3 separate regions of the Homo sapiens genome follow, and regions 1 and 2 are each linked to region 3. Evidence: chromatin loops called from intact Hi-C (ENCODE). Cell type or tissue: Calu3. All regions are shown on one strand. Region 1 overlaps LOC107987037 (a long non-coding RNA gene). Region 2 overlaps DENND1A (DENN domain containing 1A). Region 3 overlaps DENND1A (DENN domain containing 1A).

What was found. Peaks named below come from ENCODE experiments on the same cell type or tissue, not always from the same donor. Only the 100,000 strongest peaks of a DNase experiment are listed, where the experiment ranks them.
Region 1: it touches region 3 in a loop (5-fold over the local background); 85 of 110 quality-filtered maps call a loop at or near these places.
Region 2: it touches region 3 in a loop (5-fold over the local background); 7 of 110 quality-filtered maps call a loop at or near these places.

Annotation. Positions count from the first base shown.
Region 1 is chr9:124,040,069-124,042,568 of GRCh38, reverse strand. All of the region lies in intron 1 of LOC107987037 (a long non-coding RNA gene), which reads right to left. Among named protein-coding and RNA genes, the nearest start is that of LHX2, 30 kb to the right of the region's middle. RefSeq lists enhancers at 595-1,127, 1,128-1,662 and silencers at 1,206-1,265, 1,306-1,515. In Calu3, a CTCF peak has its summit at 1,395 (motif pointing right); a DNase peak (open chromatin) is centred at 1,428.
Region 2 is chr9:123,860,980-123,863,479 of GRCh38, reverse strand. The region is part of intron 2 of DENND1A (DENN domain containing 1A); the gene reads left to right. Among named protein-coding and RNA genes, the nearest start is that of DENND1A, 68 kb to the left of the region's middle. RefSeq lists enhancers at 1-68, 69-611. In Calu3, no CTCF peak of the experiment used is centred here; no DNase peak of the experiment used is centred here.
Region 3 is chr9:123,543,131-123,545,630 of GRCh38, reverse strand. All of the region lies in intron 13 of DENND1A (DENN domain containing 1A), which reads left to right. Among named protein-coding and RNA genes, the nearest start is that of MIR7150, 59 kb to the right of the region's middle. In Calu3, no CTCF peak of the experiment used is centred here; a DNase peak (open chromatin) is centred at 1,430.

The DNA of each region.
Region 1 (2,500 bases), 500 kb before region 3:
AGCGCTTTGAGAGCTGGCGCCAGGATCCTAAAATGCAGCCAGAGCTTTGTTTCCTCATCACACCCAACCCGAGCCAGCCCATGGAACGGCGCGGGGGGCAGGTGGGTCCAGTGCTGGGGCTGGGTGCCCTCGTGAGCATGAGTATCACATGCCCCTCTTTGCCCAGTCTGGCATTGGACACCCACCCGGCTCCTGGAGCAGGGCAGGGCCAGGAGGGGGAGGCAGGGGCAGACACTGGGCCTTTTGTGTCCTGCTCCCCACACAGCCCAGCCCAGAAAGTCGTCCTCACCCCAGCCTCGGGCTGGGCGAAGGGTGCACAGGGCCCTCCTGGGAGAAGCAAGAATTAGGCTGGAGTTGGGATTCCAGCCAAGACCCTGGCTCCACTGCTTTCTGGCCGAGTGTTCCTGGGCCAGTGCCCCAGCACTTCAGCCTGGCTTTCTTGTCTCTAAAATGAGGCATAAAGAGCTGGCCTTTGGTGCAGGTGGGGGTCAGGGGAGACAGGAAAGGAAAATATTGGTCCTGATGGGGCTGAGGGAAGCAGACAGGACAGGGGGGCCGCCACCCTTCTGTTAGGTGGAAATTGATTAGGGCTTTCGCTCCCTCCTCAGGCAGGCTCAGCTCACCCCTCAGCCCCAACACACACCCCAACCTGCATCACACGAGCAGAAGCCACCCTGAACAGCTGTGTACACCTGAACAGTCATCACACGGACTCACACAAACCTCTGAACACAGACACACACATCTGAGTACACACACATCTGATTACACACACACACACCGCTGATCACAGACGCACTCACAGTCGGACATACTTGTACACATCCCCCTAAAAATAAACAAAAACACACACGTCTCAACACATACAGACGCTCCCACACTAACACCACGGCACAGCCACACTCAGATTCCCTGACAGCAGCACACATCACAGACCTCCACCCAGCCCCACCGCAGCCCCACCCCCACTCATCACACGCCATACACAGGGTCCAGTCCTGGGAGTGGGGGGCCCGCAGGGAGAGTGAGCCCTGGGGGCACCCAGGATGGCGGTCTGGAGCTGCACAACCCTCACCCCTTCCATACCGGAGGACCCTCTCAGGCTTGAGCCCAACACCCCTGCCCAGAAGCCCGAGGAATGAGGCTAAGGGAGAAGAGGACCCTGGGGGACCCACCGCGTGCCAATGCCTGTGCCGTGAGCTGCCATCTGCCTAATGCAGTACGCGGCACACGTGAGGGCTCAAAAGCGTCACTCCCAGTTTTGGAGCCCAGGAAAGCGTCCGGAGCCCGAAACAGCTCTCCGGAGTCCCCGACACCCCTCCCTGAGGGGAATTTCCTCCGCGAAGACCCCACCCAGCCTGCTGAGGAAGTGAGAGACCCGGGGCGATGCCGCGGTGCCCCGCCAGGGGGCGCCCTCGTCCGGCCCCTGCGGCGGCTCTGCAGCCCCAGACCCGGCGTCCCAGCTCCGATGGCCGCGGTGCCCGGGCCGGCTCCCCCGGGACCGTGCCTCGGTCCGGGCTGGGGGCGCCCCCGCAGGATGTCTGCTCTGCCCACCTCGCCGGATCCGACCTCGGCTCCGGCTTCCGCCCCCCTCTCCCCAGTCCCCAGGGACCTCCTCTTACAGCTCCAGGCCCGCGGCCACCCCCATGCCCGGAACCGCCCCAAGCCCACCCCCACCCCAAGCTCTGAAAACCACTGCGGCCGTCCCAGAGTGGGAGCCCTCCCTCTCCTCTTTTCAAGGGGCAAGCACGCTAGAGGTGCCTGAATGGAAAGACGGAGCTGAATAAATAGCAACAGCTCCCAGGAACTGAGCACTGCGATGAGCCAGGCACTCTGCTAAACGCTATGGCTGCGTGAGTTACACCATTCAACGTTCACGAAACCCTAAGAAGTAGGTGTCATCACTACCCCCGTTATACAGACGACAAATCCTGGAAGCTCAGAGAGGTTCAGTACTTTGCCCAGGATCCCACAGCAGTAAGCGGCAGGACAGAATCCAGCACCGAACCCCTAAGGACTAGACTCTCAACCATAGTGAACGCTTATGCTAACATTTACCCTCTCCAGGACTTAGGAACTATTTAGGAGGGACTCATCCGGGCCAGGAGTAATATGAAGATGGAGAGGCTGAGTCATGGAGCTTACACTAGCAGGAAAGAGAGAGTATAACATACTTTCAAAACAAGAACCCACAGATTCATACTGAACCGGGCAGTCACAGGCCAGCCCCACGTGGCCCTGTTGGCGTTGGGGTAGGGATGCGGGGAGAACAGACAACTACAGTTGGTTTATTCCCTCTTCCTCCACCTAGCCAGATGTCCCATTACCTGGTGGCTTTAGGAGCCCCCTCACATCCACCCCTGCCCCCTCCAGCCCTGCATGGTGAGAAGGGTGGAAGTGACAGCAGAGAAGGTTCCAGAGAGGAGGGGACATTTGAGCAGGAGTTTTTGAGAAGACCCTCAGGCAGAGAGCCCACCCAGTGTGCAAAGCACTGGTGAGT
Region 2 (2,500 bases), 320 kb before region 3:
GAATTTAAAAGGTTTTGCTCTAAGCCCCACCATGTGTTTCTTCCTTTTCTCCAAAACATACCTTTAAGTTGAAAAGAGAGATGAATCTCTTAGGGAGAAACTATTAACTCTGAGGGAGTTTATCATTGTTTGAGAGGAAGCAGAGCATTTACATTTGAATCAACTCTGAGTGTAGCTTGTGCCCTAATCTCATTCCTTCTAGAAGTTGGTGAGGAGTTTAAGTACTTCCTACTTTGTGTTCTGGTCCTCATAGTGCCATCCTAATTTTCCTGGGGATCATACATTTCGTAATTCAAAGTAAGCAAACTGGACACGGTGCCTTGGTTATGCATGGAAATATTTTCTGTAGTTGTCAAAGTTCTCTAAGTAGGGCCATTGGCCAGAATTGTCTCATTGTCATCGCACTTATTACCATGCTAAAAATGCTATAAAAAAGACCAAATACTACAGAAAGTTTGAAAAAGAGATAAAATATAAGCACCTCCATCACAATCCTATTTTCAAGTTTTGAAGATTCCCATTTGATGTATTTGCAGTTGAGGTACAGTTTAAATGAGAGAAAGCAAGATCTTAATGTTGACCACAAACATTTTCATCAGTTTTTCATGGCTGCATCAGAGTTTTATAGTTTGATCAACTAGCTCCTGATTGTTATACATATAAATCAGCTCCTTTAAAATAAGACCAGTTAATACTACTCTCTTATTTGTGGACTTCTGTGGCCAAATCTTTGGTACTGCCTTTTTTCGGGGGTGAGGGGTGGTGGATGGGAAGGAAGGTAGAGGAACAGAGAGAGGCTGACTGTGCCAAAGATAAACTATGTTACAGATGGAAATGTTTTTTTCTAAGTCCAAAATCTATAAGAAACCTTAAAGTGAGCCATTTTCTGAGATCAAAAATGTGTAAACTTGTGTTAGTGTTTTGCTCTGTGGTGAATGAAAGCACCACTACTTTTTAAAAAGCCACATTTATGGATCTTTAGGTTCTTTTAATACTTGCTTCTATGTTTTACTTTTTAATTTTACTTGAAGAACATTCTTCTGATGGAGGATTTAGGTCATGTTAGCTCAAAGAAAATAGAAACCATCTACCTAAAGACTTGGTGGGAGAAATTCTTTGTATTTGCTCTCATATCTTGTTAGACAGCTGTGTTCCGGACTCAGGACTGGATTTTGCTTTTGTAGCAGCTGTGAGATCCTCACCTTACAAACATAAAATGTTCCTGCTAAAAGTTTATTTATGTGACTAGGGACCATCATTGAAACCCATCCCAAAGAAATGGAATGTATATAATATACTTTATGGGTGTCAGATGAAGAACTCTTGTTGGAGCTAGTGTTTAATTAAACCCAATGGCCTTTAAGAATTAAAAAAAAATTTTTTTTTATTAGGAATTAGTACGTTAGAGCTTGGAAGTAGCTTATGTTCATTCCTTAGCGGTTGGGACAAGAATTTTGCTTTTGCTGAAAGAGCCTGTGTAGTATGGTACTAGCTTAAAATGATTTGCCTGGCATTTGCACTGGGCATATTTGGAAAGGAAAGCCTCTTTGTGTTGTGCATTTAAAAAAAGTGTCTGTAAGTGTGCTTAGAAAATGGCAGCATTTGCTGGTCTTGGCTGTCAATGTCTTGCTGCTCCTAACTGTGTTTAACCAGAAAGGGAAACTCAGAGTAGAAAAAGTCTCACTCCCAAGACTTTACAAGAAAACCCCTCTTTGTTGATTTATATATATATTTTTTAAAGGAGCTTGACATCTTCATCAAGTTCACAGTGGGCTTGCTTTGTTTGCTTTCTCTTGAATGCTTGATAAGATTTTTCTTCTATTGTTTTGTGCAGCAAGAACAGATCTTTCCATGGCTGGGGTGGGTTTTTTGTAAATCCACAATATGGTCATTGTCTGGTGGTGAATAATTGTGGCTGCTTTTTGTACAACCAGAACTAAGGCTTTGGCTGTGAACAGATTCCTTCTTAGCGTGAAAAGGGACTAATCCATGTAAATACAGCCCCAAAATAAAGCTTTACAGAAAAAGGGGAAGGCCGCTAAGCAGGAGGGCACAGGTCAGCAATTTAACCTTTAACCTAACAAATAAGAAGCATGAAAGTTCCAGAATTGGTTTACAAAAGAAAGCTCCTGTGATCTGTCAGTTTTTCTTTTCAGGAGGGAACTGGGTGAGAGATCTGACTGACAGCTAGTGCCTTTTAACTGCAGACTGAAATTAACTGCCAAATTGAAACTTGAATATTTGAAGGAGAATTTTTCTTAAATAAATTGAGATGGCAGAATAGGCCTTATAAGCACTGGTCAGGGTCTTACATGGGATTTTTATCCTGGAAGGGGGTTGGGGGAGGAATAGGCATTGGACTGGACTACCTTAAGATCCCTTCCAAGTTTGATAAAGAGAATGTGGTCTGACTCTTACTAGTCAAATTAGACATGAACTTTGCAGTTTAAGGCCAGATGAAACTCCCCTTCCGTAGTATTATCACTGATTACCCTTTGTA
Region 3 (2,500 bases):
GCCAGGTGTGGTGGCGGGCGCCTGTAGTCCCAGCTACTCAGGAGGCTGAGGCAGGAGAATGGTGTGAACCCGGGAGGCGGAGCTTGCAGTGAGCTGAGATCGTGCCACTGCACTCCAGCCTGGGCGACAGAGCGAGACTCTGTCTCAAAAAAAAAAAGAACAGGAGACAGGAGATCTTATTCCTATGCCCCCAGCACACAGTTGATGGAGGGATGGTGGATTTGTTCTGTATAGGACATTATGATATCTGTGATGATTAGAGGATACAGTTGTGTTGATTTCATCCCCACCCTCAGTTCTTGGATATATATCTTCACTGATTTTCTGTGGGGTGCGGTTGCATTCTCTGAAATATATGACTACATGACATTCAGGCTTAGGCTACCCTTCCACAAGAAAATTGAAGCCTTCTCCAGAAGACAGTGGAATGTCATGTTTACTCATGTATCCTTGGCACAGAACCTGATACATAGAAGGTGCTCAGTAGGATGTGAATGAATGAAGTTGTCATAGTTCTTTTTTTTTTTCTTTTTGAGACGGAGTCTTGCTCTGTCGCCCAGGCTGGAGTACAGTGGCGCGATCTCAGCTCACTGCAAGCTCCACCTCCCGGGTTCACGCCATTCTCCTGCCTCAGCCTCCCAAGTAGCTAGGACTACAGGCGCCCGCCACCACGACCGGCTAATTTTTTGTGTTTTTAGTAGAGACGGGGTTTCACCGTGTTAGCCAGGATGGTCTTGATCTCCTGACCTGGTGATCCGCCCACCTTGGCTTCCCAAAGTGCTGGGATTACAGGCGTGAGCCACCACGCCTGGCACATAGTTCTTATTTATAATGTCCTTAGTTGTTTGGAAGCTATAAAACAGCTTCGTTAAATAAATCATTAAGACCTGAAGTCTTAAGGAAAAGAAAAGAACAGCATTTGTTATATGCTAGGCTCTTTATATATATTCCCCTTTTTACAGCCCCCCTGTGGAGAGCATGCACAGCCCCATTTTACTGATGAGAAACTGAGGCTAGGAAAGATTGTCACTTTTTAAGAAGTGGCAGAGACAGGATTGGCCCCTCCATCTGCCTGGTTCTGGTGACCATGCTCTTTTCTCTGACTGCACTCCACAATGGTGATTACCATGTGGTTCATATTACATGTGATTTGAGGGCATTTCAGAAGAAAACTGAGTTGGTTCCCTCTTAGGAGTCAATTTCTCTAATCTATACAAGTGTTTCTTGACAAATACAGGTTAAACTAACAACCTTTATAAACTATTTTGCAAGGGGTAATGTCAAAATTTTATATATCTTTTTTAAAACATTCCTTTAATAGATAATTTTAATTGGCTAATATTTTGTTGTTTAAATATTTGATATTTGTAGTGATAATTGGATGAAAACTTAAAACGCTGGGAAGTGTAGCCCTTCCTCCTCTTTTCCTGGGCTGACACCTAGTGGCTAGCTTTCTCACAGCAGTGTTAATCCATATTTCTTGTTGGTTGTTTTTCAGTTGATGTTAGGATTTTACAAAAGCAAATTATTGACAATCATGATAAAAGCCACATTCATATAAGGTTTATTTATTAGGGATTGTATTAACAATGGAATTTTGATTTATAGTGAATTTGAAGTCTATTATAGTCAAGCCTTGTTAGCACAACATGGAACAAGCATTTGAAATCTTACAATAGTGGTCCCCACCGCAGACCTGACCAGGGCACTGACTTGCACACACACTGACAAATAAGACCTGGTCACTGTTAAAGACAGTGAGAGGCAGAGAAGGAAAGGAAGCAGAGAGTTGCAGTAAGGGGTGGGAACTGCTATAGTAGAATGTGCAAGCTGGGAGACATTTCAGCACAGGGCTAATCACTGCAGATTGGGTGCTGCGGGGAAGCTTCCCAGGGACGGATGTGTCTGGAATAAGGCCTTACCGGAGGAATAGGAGCTCCCCAGGAGCAGGGGGCAGGAAGTAGCACATGCAGAGGCAAGCGGCCTTGACAGCATGTGGCACGGTCGGGTACTGTGAGTGCCCCTGTGGCTGGAGCAGGGACAGAAGGAGCGTGGCTGAGGACGAAGCAGAGGAGTGGTCAGTTTCCAGGCCATAAGAGACTGTGTTGGCCTCTACAGGATTCAGCACTAATGTCATAAGCCAGCATTTCCAGAACCCTGTTCCTTGAACTATTAGACCCAAAGATATTGATATATTTTCTGATCCCATAGAATTTGGAATTGTTACACTTTACATCTACTGTAACTTTTTAAATACATTAACAATGTACACTACTGAAGCCCAGCTGTAGAGAAATCTGGATCACTTTGTTTAACCCAGCATTTTTCAGACCTTTTCCACAAAATACATATCAGCATTCCATGCATCTAGTACTCCTCACAGCAGTTTACGAAGCACTGCTAGAGCTAATGGCTGATGGTTAATTTTTCTTGCTCTGAGACCATGGAATTAGGATACCAGCTGGGTTCATTTTTACCCGTTCCATGACTGGGAATCTCA